Regions from separate parts of the Homo sapiens genome. Here region 1 is linked to region 2. Evidence: read pairs that join two places in POLR2A ChIA-PET (ENCODE). Cell type or tissue: MCF 10A. All regions are shown on one strand. Links, peaks and the distances in the headings refer to the core of each region. The heading gives the core; the rest is flanking DNA.

Evidence for each region. ChIA-PET counts read pairs that join two places held together with the same protein. Peaks named below come from ENCODE experiments on the same cell type or tissue, not always from the same donor. Only the 100,000 strongest peaks of a DNase experiment are listed, where the experiment ranks them.
Region 1: POLR2A ChIA-PET joins it to region 2 with 20 read pairs; 5 of 35 experiments call an interaction of 5 or more read pairs at or near these places.

What each region holds. Positions count from the first base shown.
Region 1 is chr1:241,745,441-241,754,760 of GRCh38, forward strand. WDR64 (WD repeat domain 64) reads left to right here. Exons shown (of 28, transcript NM_001367482.1): 14 at 4,107-4,282. Among named protein-coding and RNA genes, the nearest start is that of WDR64, 98 kb to the left of the region's middle. In MCF 10A, for the core only: no CTCF peak of the experiment used is centred there; a DNase peak (open chromatin) is centred at 3,801.
Region 2 is chr1:241,683,843-241,693,162 of GRCh38, forward strand. WDR64 (WD repeat domain 64) reads left to right here. Exons shown (of 28, transcript NM_001367482.1): 8 at 3,619-3,753. The region is part of intron 1 of LOC124904603 (a long non-coding RNA gene); the gene reads right to left. Among named protein-coding and RNA genes, the nearest start is that of WDR64, 36 kb to the left of the region's middle. In MCF 10A, for the core only: no CTCF peak of the experiment used is centred there; a DNase peak (open chromatin) is centred at 5,259.

The DNA.
Region 1 (9,320 bases), core at 792-8,791, 61 kb after region 2:
CTGAGCAATGTACACAATTATTATCAGGCAGAAGCATTAAGCAATTCAATATATGACTGACAATAGTATTGTTTATATGCAAGCAAGCCATATTTTACATTGTTAGTTCTAGAACCTAGAATTCTTTCAGATATTGAGTTTGTCCTCCTCAAAGGTACATACGTTAAATTTATTTTATTGTGTTTATTTATTTGGAGTCAGAGTCTCACTGTGTTGCCCAGGCTGGTCTTAAAGTCCTGGCTTCAAGTGATCCTCCCTCCTTGGCCTCCCGAGTTGCTGGGATTACAGGAGTGAGCCACTGTGCCAAGCCCTCTCTGTTAAATTGACAGAGATCCAGGACACCCTGGGAAGTGAGATTCTGACTCCCAGAGAAGTTCAAACCACAAGCCACTGGTCTCCTCGCATTACTACCCACCCATCACCTGGGAAAAGCTGAGGAGTACGTCTCTCTGCTCTCAGCTCCACTAAATCTGACTGCCCAAGTCCCAAGGTAGCAGGAAATCTGGACAAGGAGATTGTCCTCTGCATAACCCAGCAATGTATGAGAACACGATAATGTCTTTTAATTGTTTGTGTGACTGTTTTCCTATAATGCCACAGAGTCCTTGAGGGTAGGCACTATGATTATTCATTAAATATCCCCAGCTCCTACCACAGTGCTGGGTATATAGGGAGTATTTAATCAATGTTTAATGATGTTCCAACAAATACTGGGGGTGTGAGTGTTGCTGATGGGGAGAACCTGGTGTAGGGGAAGGAAAATAGTGCAGTGAAAACACTCTGGGTGTCGAGCAGGATTCGAGCTGAGGGATAAGAAATGGGGTAGGGTTAAAGGAGGAGAGGAAAAGACCTGTGGTTCACTGGAGTCTGAATCTGAGGTGACCACTATAAAAGCTCATGTGAGAAGAGAATTCTCTACTCTGAGCAATGACCTAGAAATAGGCATTCCACAACTGTACTGTTTATCATCCCTCTGGCCCCTTCTTCCAGGTCCCCCAAAGCAAATGAATGAAGTTAACAATAAAGAAAGTGTCTCCATCCATTTGAGCTGCTACAACGGAATACCATAGAGTGGGTGGTGTTTTAAAAAAAAAAGTTTATAGCAGATTTATTGATAATAACCAAAAACTGAAAAAAAAAAAATTTTCAACAGATGACTGGTTAGACAAACTGCAGTAGAACAATACAGTGGAATACTGTAGTTATTACAAGTAATACAAAGAAACAAGCTAGTTATATTTGCATCAGTTTGAATGAATCTGAAAGGCACTAACAAAAGACAAAAGCCAATCTTAAAAGGTCACGTATTCCATTTCAGTTCTTTTTTTTTTTTTTGTGATGGAGTCTTGCTTTGTCACCCAGGCTGGAGTGCAGGGGCGCAGGGTCTCGGCTCACTGCAACCTCCGCCTCCTGGGTTCAAGTGATTCTCCTGCCTCAGCCTTCTGAGTAGCTGGGACTACAGATGCCTGCCACCATGCCCAGCTAATTTTTGTATTTTTAGTAGAGACAGGGTTTTGCTATGTTGCCCAGGCTGGTCTCGGAACTCCTGACCTCAAATGATCTGCCCGCTTTGGCATCCCAAAGTGCTGGGATTACAGGCGTGAGCCACCGCACCCAGCCAATAACATTCTTAAAATAACAAAGTAAGATGTCTTCAAAATGACAAACTTTTAGATAAGTAAAACAGAACAGCTTAGTGATTACCAAATAGTGACGGCGGGGGTGGTGGTGACTATGAAGGTTAGCACAAGGAAGTTCCTGTGGATTGATGGAACATTTCTGTATATTGGTTGTGCAAATTTATACATACGGTAAAATTGTGAAGAACTAAACGCATACACACACGAGTGCACGTAAAAAACTGGTAAAATCTGGACAAGGTCTGTAGTCTAGTTAATGGGATTTTCTAATGTCAATTTGCTTGTTTTAGGATTATACCGTAGTCACATGGGCTGTAAGCAATGGGGGAAGTTGGGAAAAGGTACACAGGACTCTACTATTTTTGCAACTTTCTGTTTCTTTTTATTTTTCAAAGTTCAAAATAATGTAGAAAGTTAACAAATTTTGCCAAACACTGAAACACTGATACAAATCTTTAAATTTGTACATTAGTTGAGGTCTCAAATGTCGTGTATCAGATTAATTAAAATGCTTTAAGCACTATCAGAATTGGAGCTGACAGTGTCTCCTTGGTATGTAATAAGATGGAAAGAGTGTTGGGCCCATACTGACATCTAGAAAAAAAGCAAGCTGATCTATGAAATCAGAACTTTTCTTGAACCTATGCGAGAATCGATGTTGCAGGCAAATAGCCTGAAATCGAAGGAAAGACACAGGAAGGAAAGACTTCCTGGGAAAGACAGGCACTTCCGCGGAAGGCAGGACACAATTACTGTCTTACCTAGGGCAGTGATGAGAAGGAAATTGGGCTGGCATTCAGGTGGGTGAGAATGTAGTCAAATTTGTAAGAATTGCTGAGATCTGAGTGTAGGATAGCATGAGAGTACAGCGCTTCTAAAAGCCAGAAACACAAAGGGACTGTGCGTCCATTCCCATGCTCCTCACAGAGCTCGTCACATGTCACACAGTGCTGGCCTCCCTCATGGTGCAGATGTTGGGGAGAGGAACAGCCAACACTGTGGAGCCACAGAAAGTCCCACCAGCATCCGTCTTACCGACAAAGCAAAAGCCTAAGCCACTGAGGGAAGGGCAGCAAACCCTCCTGCTGATACTGTAGATGAAGACCTATTGTAAGGGAGAAAAAGCTGAGCAAATTCTTCTCTACCTCTTGAGGGGAGATAGGAAAACCTCCTGGGCTCAGACCATTTGACATGCCTTACCACTCAGGGCAGGAGGACTGGGGGTTTTTCAACAACAGAAATTGATTTCTCTCAGTTCCGGAGGCTGGGAAGTTCGAGATCAAGGCGCTGGCAGATCTGGTGTCTGGCAAGGGCCCGCCTCCTGGTTTATAGATGGTGCCTTCTCATTGTGTTCTCACATGACAAAGGGGCAAGGCAGATCCTTGGGGCCCATTTTGTTACTTACTTTTCTTTTTTTGTCTGAGCCACAGCAGATCTCAATTTGGGGCCTTTTTTATAAAGGCACTAATCCCATTCATGAGGGTTCTACCCCCATGACCTAATGATCTCCAAACACCATCACGTTGAGGTTTAGGTTTCAAACAGAAAGTATAATTTTAAGTGTAAGAAAAACACTTGGCCGGGCACGGTGGCTCCTGCCTGTAATCCCAGCACTTTGGGAGGCCGAGGAGGGCAGATCATGAGGTCAGGAGATCGAGACCATCCTGGCTAACATGGTGAAACCTCGTATCTACTGGAAATACAGAAAAATTAGCCGGGTGTGGTGGTGGGCGCCTGCAGTCCCAGCTACTCTGGAGGCTGAGGCAGGAGAATGGTGTGAACCCAGGAGGCGGAGCTTGCAGTGAGCCGAGATCGCCACTGCACTCCAGCCTGGGTGACAGAGTGAGACTCTTGTCTTAAAAAAAAAAAAAAGAAAGAAAGAAAGAAAAAGAAAAGAAAAGAAAAGAAAAACACTCGACACTTTTCTTTCACTTTCCTCCCACGTAACCAACAAAACCACTCCAAGCTTGGCAGTTTCTTACCGGCTGGGATTCCCTCCAACTTTTTATTATCTAATAAGAGCTAAAGTCCTAAAACATGTCAGCACATTAGGAAATGTGACAGATTACTGGAATGATCTTTCACTGTGAATAATAGTCGTGGCATGGTAGCGAATATTCCCATGTTCGGGACTGGGTGTTTAGCACACTGAGAAGCGTTGGGAGAATAACAACAGAAGAGACTCACTTTAGAGCAAAAGCTTAGTAGGAGAGCCTGAGGGTAGATTTCAAGGCGTTGCCTGGTCCTGTTTATTTATTTATTTTTTTCAGCCTGTGACAAATCAAGGCATAAAGGAATAAATTTCATGCACAGCAAGCCTGGGAAGACTCACCCATCTGAGTAGGGAATAAATATAGGATAAATTGTTGGCAGAAAGCTTTCGATCGGATGAATTTTCTCTGAGCGAAAAGCCAAGCTTTCTCTAAGTCATTTTTACCCACATAGTCTTTTTCTCTGTATGCTCAGGAACAGTCAGAATCTGGGACTTTGGCAGTGGGCAGGAGATGAAGGTGTTGCCGGAGGGGAAAGACTGGAAGGAGGACGAGCACTGCCTACGACGCCTCATTTTCCTCAAAGCCCAAGAAAAACACCAGCAGCTGGTCCTGGCCTTGGAGCGCAACGGGACTATCAAAATGATCCAGGTTTACAATCCCACTTCATACTCGTACTGCAGGTGCCCTTTTTGGGAAAATCAAATGAGTCAGTGGATAATCCCCACCATGTAACCCCGCTCTTGGTAGCCAGCTGAAGATGGTATTTATCCTCAGCCTTCCCGTGATGCTCCTCATTAACTTTGCCCAGGTTTAGGCAAAGAGCAAAAAACAATCGCTGCCCAGCCACGGCATGCTGCCCATCAAGCTTCCGCTGAAGGGTTAGTCAGGGTCTCCTAAGGCAGGTGTCAGGAAGGCTAAATTTATACTCAGCTGCCACCTCTGACATGCTTTATACGCTCATATGGGAATAATTCACTGGCAGAACTGCTTTCCAGCAGGCTCTGTCCCTTATAACCCATAATGCATTCAGGAATGCTCAAGTCACTTTTCCAGTTTGTCACCAAAATCGCTTTGTTTATTTTAAGGTTAATGACGCAATCTGCTCAGGGCTGTTTGGGGAGGATTGAGGTAGGCTAATTTATTTTTCCTATGACTCTATTACCACCTGGGAATGCTAATGCCCTCTTCAAATTTATAATGAAGACTAGATCATTTATCCTGGCTATTGAGCGGATCTCACCCCATCACCTCGAACTCAAGAACTCATTGCCTTTACCCTTTTGAAAGCTAAGATCAGAAAAGAAAAGTCTTGTATAGCACAGCAATCATGAAGCACCAGCTTAAGATAACTGATGACCTAAGAATGGGGAAAAAGGAGTGAAAAACCTGCCTGATGTAATATACTCTTCTCTTGTCTGAGTAATCCAAAATGGCACTGTAGAAAGGAATTTCTTAGTAATAATACACTCTACAATGAACGAAATGTTGACTTTTGCTTTACAAAGTGCCATTGTTCATCAGGATGCCCTTCCTACCAGACAATGTCTGTTGTCACAAATGCTCCTTTTTTAAGGGCTGCAAAAAGTAGCATGGAACTATTCACTCACCAAAATTGTTTTTAGTTCTACTGTAGCATTTTTCACATTGATTATTCTGGTTCTGCATTTAGAACCTGCAGATTGATCTTGGTAGGAACTGAAAACCTCTCTTATTTATATTTGTATTCTTGGCCATGCCCAGAGTAGGTGCTCATTAAGGATTAAAATAATTTTAAAAATAAATAGAGAAAGAACCTCTTCTAAAGTAGACAATAGTACATTTATGAGGGGTATTTGGAGAACTTTTATTAATGTTGGAGCGGGCAGCTTTATAATATAATGTTGAAAGTATCCTTATTTACTTATTATTATTAGTGTATTACTATTATTTACTTTATTATTATATCTGCCTATTTGAAATAAAATAATTTGATTTACATACTTATTTTCTAGAATACTTTCATTCATTCATTTTTTTCAATGACCAGTTACCAAATATTTGCCATGTTCCAGAAGGATATTCCCTTTCACCATGAAATGCATAATTTAATAAGGGGGCAGTGATCCACCTACTACAAGTGTTGTGAGTGCTTTCACAAAGTGTCTCAGAAGCTTGTATGGTGGGATGGTTGTCAGACTAATCTGGTAGCCAGGCCATTTTTTTTCCAACTAAAAAGGGAACAAGCTTTATAATAAATTTCTTTCCCTAAATTCCAAACCCCATTTCTCTGTTTGCCCAGAAACTGGAAGGTGGGCAGGTGGAAGTTGGAGCTGAGAGTGGAATGGAGGAAAGATAAACCCAACCTCTATCTCTCTATCTTCCTAGATTCCCAGCTGCCTTAAAAACAAAAACAAAAACAAAAAAACAAACACCCCCATCCCGGCTCCACAAAACCAAAAAGCCAAAACCTGCTTCAGTGATCACATTCAGTTATTCAGGAAACATCGCTGATGCATTATGAGCTGAGAAGGGTCTCCAAAGTATCATGTACTTTTAAATGTGTTCAGACAGTCCTTAACGGCTTAAATATAATATCTCTCTTATGCTTCTGTTCTTGGTTTTATTTTCTCAAGTCTCAGAAAAACCCTTGTGCAACTGCCCGCTCTGGGCACAAATCATCACTGTGCTGAATATTCTGGGCATGATTTCCTAGCCACGTAACAAGAGGGCAGACCGTAAATTGACTGGTCTATTAATACAACTTCATAGAAAACAAGAGAAGAAAACAACAATTCTTCTCATAATCTCAGTTTTAAGGGGATAGAATTGCATTCTGCCTATATGAAACCTTTGGCAAATTTGAGAAAAATTTGCCCCCAAGCCATTGTTGACAAAACCATAGGTTGGTGAGAGATTACTGTTCTAACATGATAAACAAAGCACTATGGGGGTTCCAGGAAGATGATTAATTGACCCCAAAATCATTCAAATTCTAAAGACCCACTTACTTCCCTTCCTTTTAACCACAGTGCTTTATGAATCTACTCATATAGCTGTATTTCTGTGTCCTTTAAAGTAAATGATCTTTCTTTATGAAGCAATTAACATAATAATGCTCTTAGCATTATATGAACTGCTGTTTTCCTAATCAATTCCTAAAGACCTACCAGCCAATTCCAATATAACATAAAAGATTTCACCAATTAGAGATGAAATGTAGAAAATAAGGGTAACTTTTCACAAAGCTACTTTTACTTCATTTAAATTTTAAGATTATATCTTTCCTACTGTTTTATATTACTATAGCCTTTCTTTTCATAAAATAATGGTAGTAGAGTTTCCCATCTCCTTCTCCCTCATGTCCTCACTTGGTAAAATTGAATGTTGGTAACTCTAGGTCAATCTTCAAAAGGTGTTTTGTAAATTCTGCTGCTCTGTGAATTCAGAAAGTCTGAGAGCCACTGTCATAGGAGGTTCCATTGAAACCGGTTAAACCTATTAAAAACCACTGTTGGGCTGGATATAGTGGCTCATGCCTGTGATCTCAGCACTTTGGGAGGCCAAGGCAGGAGGATAGCTTGAGGTTAGGAGTTTGAGACCAGCCTGGGCAACATAGTGAGACACCATCTCTACCAAAAAATGTAAAAATTAGCCAGGCATGGTGTCACACACCTGTAGTCTCAGCTACTTGGGGAGCTGAGGTGGGAGAATTGCTTGATCCTGGGAAGTCAAGGCTGCAGTGAGCCAAAATTGCACCACTGCACTCCAGCCTGGGCGACAGAGCAAGACTCTGTCTCAAAAAGACACACACACAAAAAACAAACCACTGTCAATAACTCATACCACCAGGTGGGCACATAAATCTAACTAAGCTATTACTCAGTGTCAATATCTGGTCACTCTTGAGATATTGCTGAGATTCATTCCTTCTATCCCACAATGGCACAAACTGTAAACAAAGAATCCACCAGTACGTAGGAGTACTATGGGCCCATACTTTTAAATTAACATGGATATGAAGTAACAGAGGCCTTAGGGCAACACCTAAAATCAAAGCTTTAAAAAATGGAAGGACTTTTATCCATCAACTAGCTAAAGCCCTCATTTTGCAAATAAGAAAAATAGGGCCAAAGAAGGTATGTACCTTGCCCGAGGTCCCACAAGAACTAAGACTAGAAACTGGCTGTCTTCACTCCTAGACCAATATTCTCTCCACTTTTCCATAGCTGCTTTTCAACATAGAAAGAGTCCTGTTCTGCAAGCAAAATAATTGACCTTAAAATTTTGACTTTTATTCTCATATAACAATTCAAAAATTAAAAATTAATGGCCTCTCATCAATAATAACCAGTTAGAAAATATAAATATGGCCCAGCATGGTGGCTCACGCCTGTAATCTCAGCAGTTTGGAAGGCCAAGGCAGGCAGATTGCTTGAGGCCAGGAGTTCAAGACCATCCTGGCCAATATGGCAAAACTCCATCTCTACAAAAAATACAAAAATTAGCCGGGTGTAGTGGTGCATGCCTGTAGTCCCACCTACCTGGGAGACTGAGGTGGGAGGATCACCTGAGCCTGGAAGGCAGAGATTGCAGTGAGCCAAAATAGCACCACTACACTCCCGACTGGGCGACAGAGCAAGGCACTGTCACACACACTCACGAAAGAAAACATAAAGATAGTACAGGTGGAATAAATGATCACATCACAATAGCAAACAAAAGTATAAGGTACCTAAAATAAACGTAGCAAGAACCATGCAAAAGTTTTGTGGAAATAAATCTTAAAGGATGTGAAAAAAATCTGAATAAATGGAGAGATATACCACATCCACAGATGGGATATGGCAAAGGTATCATTATTACATTCAAATTAAAAATAAAAGCTTGTCTAAAAAAACAAAGTGAAAAGACAAGTCACAGACCGTGAAAAGACCATTGCACTCTAGCTAACTGAAGAAGGGTTAGGAACCAGGATATATAAAGAAACCCCCAAAATGCAGAAAAAAAACTCCACAGATTAGAAAAATGAACAAAGGACAGGTAAGGAAATCCAGATGGCTCGCAGACACATGAAAAAATGTTCAACTCACAACACTCAGGGAAATATGATTAATTTAACTAATATGTTTAAAAATTAGTTTTATTGTTTTTTAAATTTTTTTAATAGTGGTAAATAGTTTTCATATTTAGTATCTTTTTTTATATACTTTGAGGTCTGGGATACATGTGCAGAACGTGCAGGGTTTTTTTTCCTTTTTTTCTTTTTCTTTTTTTTTTTTTTTTTTGAGATGGAGTCTCGCTCTGTCACCAGGCTGGAGTGCAGTGGCATGATCATGGCTCATTGCAATCTCTGCCTCCTGGGTTCAAGCGATTCTCCTGCCTCAGCCTCCCGAGTAGCTGGGACTACAGGCACATGCTACCATGCCCAGCTAATTTTTGTATTTTTAGTAGAGACAGGGTTTCACCATGTTGGCCAGGATAGTCTCAATCTCTTGACCTCGTGATCTGCTGGCCTCAGCCTCCCAAAGTGCTGGAATTACAGGCGTCAGCCACCTTGCCTGGCCCGTGCAGGTTTGTTACACAGGTATACACGTGCCATGGTGGTTTGCTGCACCCATCAACCCGTCATCTACATTAGCCATTTCTCCTAACACCATTGCTCCCCTAGCCCCCCACCCCCTGACAGGCCCCAGTGTGTGATGTTCCC
Region 2 (9,320 bases), core at 954-8,953:
ATTATAGTCATTGTTCATGTATACACACACACACACACACACACACACACACACAGAGTGAAATGCTTCTGGCCTCAAGAAACCATCAGTGTAATAGCTCCTAATTTAAGTGCTATTGACAACTAAAACTTACAGGTACTTGAGTAGATTGAAAAGTTAAATGAAAAAATTAAATCGTGAAAAAAACTATAAAAGATACATGTGACTAGTTACTAGCACTTGAAGATAGGAAAAGTTCTAAATATAAAAGCAATGGATATAGAATTCAAAGAAAAAGTTTGATAGATTTGACTATATACAAAATAAAACCTCTGGACATCAAAAGCTAGTATTTTAAAAGCAAACTGGAATAAATATTTGTGACAAATATGACAGACAATGGGTTGATATTTTTAACAGGTCTTAGAGTTCAATTAAAAGATATAATCCTCCAAGAGAAAAATGAGCAAAGGTCATGAACATGTAATTCACAAACATGTGCACACAGTACAAATGGTCAACAAACATTTCAAAGTGATCATCAGAAAAAAATGCTAACAATAGTTATCCCCAACTGATAATTATCATCTTCCTTATAATTGCAATGTCTTTAAAGTTTTTGAGAAAGGTATGTATTACTTTTATTAGCCGAAAAACCTAAATTTTATATTAAATGGTCTTCCTTATTTATCATAGAAGTACAAGTTAAAATCAGATACAATTTTTCACTTATAAAATCAGAAATGATTAAAAATGGGGAAGACGCTGTGAGCTGGGCATTCTCACATTAGTTGGTGGTAAAAGTATGAGTTGGATCCACCTTTCTGGAAAGAATTTCGGAAGCTGCATCAAGTGCCTTCATAACCATTAATACATTGGGACTTGGTATCCCTATCTTCAAAAATATCAGTATGGTTATCACAGCTTCGCCTTGCCTTGCCTTTCTTTCCTGTTTTGACAGAGTCTCACTCTGTCGCCCAGGCTGGAGTTCAGTGGCGCAGTCTCGGCTCCCTGCAACCTCCGCCTCCCGGGTTCAAGCGATTCTCCTGCCTCAGCCTCCTGAGTAGCTGAGATTACAGGCACGTGCCACCAACGCCAGGCTAATTTTTGTATTTTTAGTAGCAACGGGGTTTCACCATGTTGGTCAGGCTGGTCTCAAACTCCTGACTTTGTGATCTGCCCGCCTCGGCCTCCCAAAGTGCTGGTATTATAGGCTTGAGCCACCGTGCCTGGCCCACAGCATTATTTCTGATGGTAAATTATCTAGTGTCCAATAAAAGGGGAATGGTTACTTTAGATATTAATCATTTACATAAATAATTCAGATATATAAATATATAATATAAACATAAATGATATATATTTATATATAAAATACATTTTTTGTCTGACACCTAAAATACATTCAGATTTCAAGGATGTTCAGTAAATCATAGTATAACCATATGTCATGCACCCATTTAATTGTTTTAAAAAATATTTAATGGCATGAAAAGTGTTTATGACATAATGTCAAGTAAAAATTATTTATCTTTCAACAGATGAATTTGGGGGATAAAAAAATTTTAATTTAATTAATTTTTTATGTATATATGAATCCAGTCTTATAAATGTGTATATGTGTGTGTATTTCTACTTAGAAAAATATTGAGTATAAGTATCCAAAACTTTAATAAATAATTTCTATAGGACTTCAAAGAGGTGATTTTTAAAATTTTATTTGTTTTCTAAATTTTGTACAATGAACATTTTTTCCTTATAAAGACATTAAAAAATGGATTATACTTTGTTATTATGTAACAAATACTTTATCCCAGAGTTAGAATATGCAATTAAAAGCTCATTACAACTGATACTACGTGGAATTAAGACTAGTCCCATTGCTGGAGCCCTAAGAATGGTACAATAAAATTTACTGGCTCCATTTTCCATCCTTCACATATAAGCAGTATTACTTAGTCCCAACAAAGAATTAGACCTGATGGAGGACTTCCCCAATCTGTGATGTGCTGCTCTATATACTATTAAGCATTTCATTCTAGTTATGCTAGGCTTTTAGAATAGATGCTGAGACATGAATCTGCTTTTTATTAATATGTGTGCCACCTGTCAGAAAATTCCATGGCTCATTTTTCAATCCCAATCCCTGTTTTCATTAGATAGATATGTGAAAAATGAGATTTAGAAGTCTGAGGAAGTTAAGGAATCTGGGTACAGTTAAATGAATGCTAATTCATGTTGGTTCTTGTGGTTATTATATTCATGTAGATGATTTAATCATGCAGATGATTTAAATCATTCAAGACTACGGTGTATATATAGGCTGAGTGTTGCGGCATTTTCTTACACCAAGAGATCTTCAAACCTCACCAGAATGACAAGTATTAAGGCCAAAGAGTTAATTAAATTCTGGAGCTATCATACAAGTTTTCCTGCAGCTGACATCCACAGAATTCATTCTTGTTGAATGGGTGGATATGGGGGTAGTAAACACTGATATGCAAACCATTATACAAATTAAAGAAAGAAGTAGCCAGGATCCAGAGTTCAAACATATCTGGCATGAGAATAGAAAGCTCCCTCCCCACTCTGTTTAATGTCATATTGTAGAACTTTCATGCCTTGAGCTGTAAACATTTCTATTCCTCAACTAGAATTTAAGCAACTTGGTGACAAGAATTTTTACCTTAATCATCCTTGTGTCCTTAGTACCTGGGATGCAGTAGGTGTTCAATAGATGTGAATGAGGAGACAAATAAGCCATTAAATATTGGTAAATATAACACCATGAAGACAGAATTTTGAGGCAGAGGTTTTGTCTGTAACCTTAAGCCCCACATTCAAATGTTTTGTGAACTGATGGCCAACACTCTGACAAGGAATATTATCACTATCCCCCACTCAGCTTCACCAGTGATCTCAGATTTTACATTGCCCAGTACTTCAGTTTGAAAAGTACTAATGGAAAATATATTTTCAGATGGATTGATTCAAATAAGATATAAAAGAATATGAAGCATACTGCTCCATTTGGATCATTAGAAATTTTCTAGTAAAATAAAATCAATAGTGCCATTATTGAATTGGGATTCTTCTAGATTGTTCTTTTAATTCTGAATTCACAGCTCAAATTTTGAAGAGTCTTTTAAAGTTACTTTTCCATTTTAAGTATGCTTGATTATAAATAAACAGTTAAAAGTGGGCCAGGTGCAATGGCTCATGCCTGTAACCCCAGTACTTTGGGAGGCCGAGGCAGGCAGATCACCTGAGGTCAGGAGTTCGAGACCAGCCTAGCCAACATTATGAAACCCCGTCTCTACTAAAAATACAAAATTAGCTGGGCATGGAGGTGCACACCTGTAATCCCAGTTACTCGGGAGGCTGAGGCAAGAGAATTGCTTGAACCCAGGAGGCAGAGGTTGCAGTGAGCCGAGATCGCACCACTGCACACTCCAGCCTAGGCGAGAGAGCAAGACTCCATCTAAAAAAAAAAAAAAAAAGGTGTTATAATGCATTGGGCTGTATTCTACATTTGGGTTTAGTACAATTCAGTTACAGTCAAAGTAAATTGCTGAATAGAAACATATTATACGTTTGTGTGTCTAACATAAATCTCCCCTGCCTTTTCTTAATCCCCAGTGTTAAAAGGAAGCTACATAATGACTGGGTTATGAAAATTAGATATATTTCAGCCCTAAATTGTTTTGGATCCTGCTCCTTAGACAGTAATCATTCATTAGTTTTGGAATCCTTGAAGAGACTCGAGGATAATTTGTAAGTATAGTAATTTATATACATGAACAGTCTGTGAATTTCAAGCTTTTTACAATGATAAAACCATGACAGCTTTGAAACTTTCAAACTGGCTTTAAAAAAATCGGACATTAACTATTCCATTTGTTTGGGAAGGTTAATTAGATTTCTCAGGAAGAAATTGAAGCCACTTATGCAAATTTGAACATGACGTGTCCTAACATCAACTGTGCCCATTTGTTGTTTATTTCTATCATCTACTGAAATTAATCAATACGAGTGCATCTATAACATATTTCAAAATATAGTTCTGTTGGTAAAATTTTATAATTTTAAAATCATTCTTACAGGTCAGTTGGCTAACCAAGAGCTTGTGAGTATGATCTGTAGACCAGTAATCATGTTTCATGTGTAATATACAAGTTGGCATCCTCATAGAAAGGTTCATTTGAATATTGTCTTATTTTCAATCTGGTTAAATATGTATTAATAACTAGAAAACCGATATTGTATCTTAATTTGGGGTTTTAAAATTGCATTGAGATGTATGCTACAACATGAATGAATATCAAAAACATTAAGCTGAATAACAGACGCCAGACAAAAAGACTGCATATGGTATGATTCCATCTATATGTAATATCAAAAAAAGGGCACATTTATAGACACAGAAAGTACATCAGTGGTTGCCTAGGACTGGTGGTAGAAGCAGGGATCCCACATGGGCACAAGGGGACTTTCTTGGGTGATGAAAATGTTCTAAACTTATTGTGGCGACTGTTGATTGTTACACAATTCTCTAAATTTACTAAAAATTATTGAGTTGTACGCTTACAATGAGTGAATTTTATGATATGCAAATGTTATGATACCTATTGGGGTATTACATACCCTAATAAAGATGTCTCAGAAAAGCTCATCGAGACTCCTGGCTGCCTTCCAGTCTGGCATGTAAAGAGCTTGGAAGTTGCCATTCCATCCTAACAAGTAAAAATGTAACAAACTAAAAAATAAATAATTTTTCTTAGATCCATCAGAGAAGTAAGGTCACAAGGCAGTTTTGTTGCCCCCACATTGGAGAGACAGAGGGGCAAACACTGGGAATCACAACTTACTGGAGCAGAAATTCATGGGCAGGAACCCCCTGAATAACCAGTATAGGGCAGGAAAACCTAAATTGTAATGGACAAGTGCTCAGCATGGACAATTTTAGAGTTAAAAATTCCAGGGGTGCCCAGTCATAGGGGCCCCTATGCTTTTGTGAGTTTTACTTCCAGGAGTTCAACAGATTCTTAAAGTGAGTATCAGTGAAAAATTCTCTCTTACTTCTGGCGGAGGGGAAGGAAAAGGCACCATTTTGAAACGTGCCAGAACATGTTGTTCTTTCCAAGGTATGCCCTCAAGAGAAACTATGTTATCAGAGTCTAAGCTATTGGAACTTTGTCAGGGAATAACTCACAGAGGGAAGGAAAACATCCACTCTAACCTCTGGTCGCACCTAAGAGGGAGGGTGAGGAAGACTGACAAGCACTTGTGAAATTCGCAATCCAGACACACAGGCTCATCAAAAGAAGGAGACTTACTCACAGGATTCACCTTCCCCCACAGCTTACTGACATGTTACTAATGGCCTATTTATAGCAGTTCCCTTTACCCAGTAAATCATGTCCAGCTATCAAGAAAAAAATTACAAGGCATACTAAAAGGCACAAAACAGATTGTCAGAGTGATCAAAAAAACAAGACCCAACTATATGCTGTCTATGAGAAACACACTTTAAATATAAAGACACATATAGGCTAAAAATAAAAAGATGCAGAAAGATATACTATGCTAAAACTTATCAAAAGAAAGCAGAAGAAGCTATGCTAGTTTTATATAGAACAGATATCAGTGCAAGGAAAATTGTCAGGGATAAAGAAGGGCATTACATAATGATAAAGGGGTCAATTCTTAAAGATGCTCTGACAATCCTTAATGCAGATGCACCTAACAACAGAGCATCAAAATTAATGAGGCAAAAACTACAACTCCAAGAGACAGAACAAGCATCAGAATCAGATGCAGACATGGCAAGGAGGTTGGAATTATCAGAATGGGAATGTAAGACAACTACAATTAACAGGCTAAGGGCTCGGATAAAGCAGGCAGCAGACAAGAACAGACGGGCATTGTAAACAGAGAGATGAAAATTCTAAGAATAAAAAGTTCTAAAGATCAAAAACACTGATAGAAATGAGTAACGCCTTTGATGGGCTCATTAGTATACCGGACGTAGCTGAGGAAAGAATTTATAGAAGATTCAAAAACAGAAAGCAAAGAGGAAAAAAACTGAAAAAACAAAACAAAACAAAAAAAACCATAGGATATCCAAAAACTGTGGGCAACTGTGAAAAGTGTAACATATGTGTGATGAGAACACCAGAAGAAGAAAGGGAGAAAGGAAGAAAAGGTACATTTGAAGTAATGACTAAGAATGTCCACAAATTAAAATGAGACACCAAACCCCAGATCCAGTAATATCAGAAAGCACCAAGAAGGATAAATGCCAAAAAATAACTATACCTAGGCATATCATGTTCAAACAGCAGAAAAGTAAACATAAAGAAAAAAACTGGCTGGGCGCAGTGGCTCACACCTGTAATCCCAGGACTTTGGGAGGCCAAGGTGGGTGCATCACAAGGTCAGGAGTTAGAGATCAGCCTGACCAACATGGTAAAACCCCGTCTCTACTAAAAATACAAAAATTAGCTGGGCATGGTGGCGCACACCTGTAATCCCAGCTACTCAGGAGGCTGAGGCAGGAGAATTGCTTAAACCTGGGAGGCGGAGGTTGTAGTGAGCCGAGATCACACCACTGCACTCCACCCTGGGCGACAGAGGGAGACTCTGTCAAAAAAAAAACAAAAACTTGAAATGAGCCAGAGGGGAAAAAAACAACTTATCTGTAGAAAAGCAAAGACAAGAATTACTTGTGATTTTTCCTCAGAAATCATAAGCAAGAACAGTTGAGTGAAATATTTAAAGTGTTAGAAGACCTACCAGCCTAGAATTCTGTATACCGTGAAATTAGCCTTTAAAAGTGAAGGAGAAATAAAACTTTCTCGGACAAACAGAAATTGAGGAAATATGCTATCAGTATACCTGCTTTTCAAGAAAGGGTAAAAGAAGTTCTTCAGAGAGAAAGAAAAGCCGTAAGTCAGAAACTTGCATCTATATAAAGAAAAGAACAGCATCAGAGGAAGAAAAAGTAAAGGTAAAATAAAAATTGTTATTTTTGTTATTCTTAACTTTTCTAACAGATAATTTGTTCAAATAATAATGACAGCAATGTATTCAATTATATACACAATATATACACATATAAACATATATGTATGTATATATGGTATATTTGCTATGTGTAAGCAAAATAAATGACAGCAATAATACAAATAATGGAAGGAATTAGGATTTTTGTTTATTTTAATATACTTGTACTGCCTGTGTAGTACAGTGTTACTTGAAAGTGGACTTGGATTAGTTGTAAATGTATATTGCAAATGATAGGTCAACCACGAAAAATTGTTTTTTAAAAAATGTGTAACTTATATTCTAAGAAAATAGAGAAAATGAAATCATGTAAAGTGTTTATTTTAAAACACAAAAGGCAGAAAAAGAGTAAAAGACAAAAATAGAAACAAAGAAAAGCAGCAATTAATAGAAAACAATAACAAATATAGTAGATATTAATCCAACTATGTCAATAATTACTTTAAAAGTCAATGGTCTAAATACAGTAGTTAAGAGACAGAGATTGTCAGAGTGATCACAAAACAAGACCTAACTCTATGTTGTCTATAAGAAACCCACTTTAAATATAATGGCACATATAGATTAAAAGTACAGGGATAGGGTAAGATATACCATGCTAACACTTATCAAAAGAAAACAGGAGTTACTATAAAAACACTTAGCAAAGTAGGAATAGAGGGAACATCATCAACTTGTAAAAAACATCTACAAAAAACCTCCAGTTAACATCATCTATAGTACTGGACAGTTTTCCCACTAAGATCAGGTATAGCATGTTTGCACAATACAAGGTTATTATATACAAGTCAATAACTTTCCTATATCCTAACAATTAACAAGTGGCATTTTAAATTAAAAACATAGGCTGGGCACAGTGGCTCATGCCTGTAATCCCAGCACTTTGGGGGGCCAAGGCGGGCAGATCACCTGTGCTCAGGAGTTCAAGACCAGCCTGGCCAACATGGTGAAACCCTGTCTCTACAAAAATACAGAAATTAGCCAGGCATGATGGTGGGTGCCTATAATCTCAGCTACTTGGGAGACTGAGGTGGGAGAATTGCTTGAACCCAGGAGGCAGAGGTTGCCGTAAGCCGAGATTGTGCCATTGCATTCCAGCCTGGGCAACAGAGCAAGACTCCATCTCAAAAAAATAAAAAAATAAAAAAAAAAAAAAGAAACACAATGCCATCTACATTCGCATTTGAGAATGAAATACTTAGGTATAAGTCTAACAAAATATGCAAGATCCAAATGAGGACAACCACAAAACTCCAATTAAAGAAATCAAGGAATTAAATGAAGAGATATTCCACGTTCATGAATAGAAGACTCACTATTGTCAAGATACCAGTTTTTCCCAACTTGATATGTAGAGTCAATGCGATCTCACCCAAAATTCAGGAAGTTATTTTGTGAATCTTGACAAGTTCATTTTAACATTTATATGGAAAAGCAAAAGGTCTTGAGTATTCATCACAATAATGAAGAGGAAGAAACAAATCATAGGACTGACAAGTCAAGACATAAAGCTATAGTAATAAAGATAGTGCGGTATTGTAAAACAATGGAAAAAATAGATCAACAAAGCAGAAATAGACCCACATAAATATAGTCAACAGATCTTTGACAAAGGAGCAAAGGGAATACAATGGAGCAAGATATTCTTTTTAACAAATGGTTCTAGAACAAAGAAATAATTGATGAGCTGTACTTCATTAAAATTGAAACCTTCTGCTCTGCAAAAGACTCTGCCAAGAGAATGAGAAGACAAGACACAGACTGGAAGGAAGTATTTGCAAAAGACATATCTGATAAAGGACTGTTATCCAAAATATACAAAAAATTATTTCAACTTTATAATAAGTAAACCAACAACCCAATTGAAAAATAAACAAAAGATCTGAATAAATACTAAGATACACAGATGGGAAATAAGCATAAGAAAGGATGCAAAACACTTTAAGTCATGAAGGAAATGTAAATTAAAATAAGATACCAGTACATACATATTAGAGTGGTCAAAATCCAGAACACTAACACCACCAAATGCTGGTGGGGTGTGGAGCAAAAGGGACTCTCATTCATTGCTGATGGGAATGCAAAATGGTGCAGTGACTTTAGAATTCCGCTTGACCGTTTCTTAAGAAAATGAAACATACCCTTACTACATGATCCAGCAGTCATACTACTTGGTATTTACCCAAAGAAGTTGAAAACGTATATTCACACAAAAATCTGTACATGGATGTTCATAGCAGCTTTATTCATTATTGCCAAAACTTGGGGGCAACAAA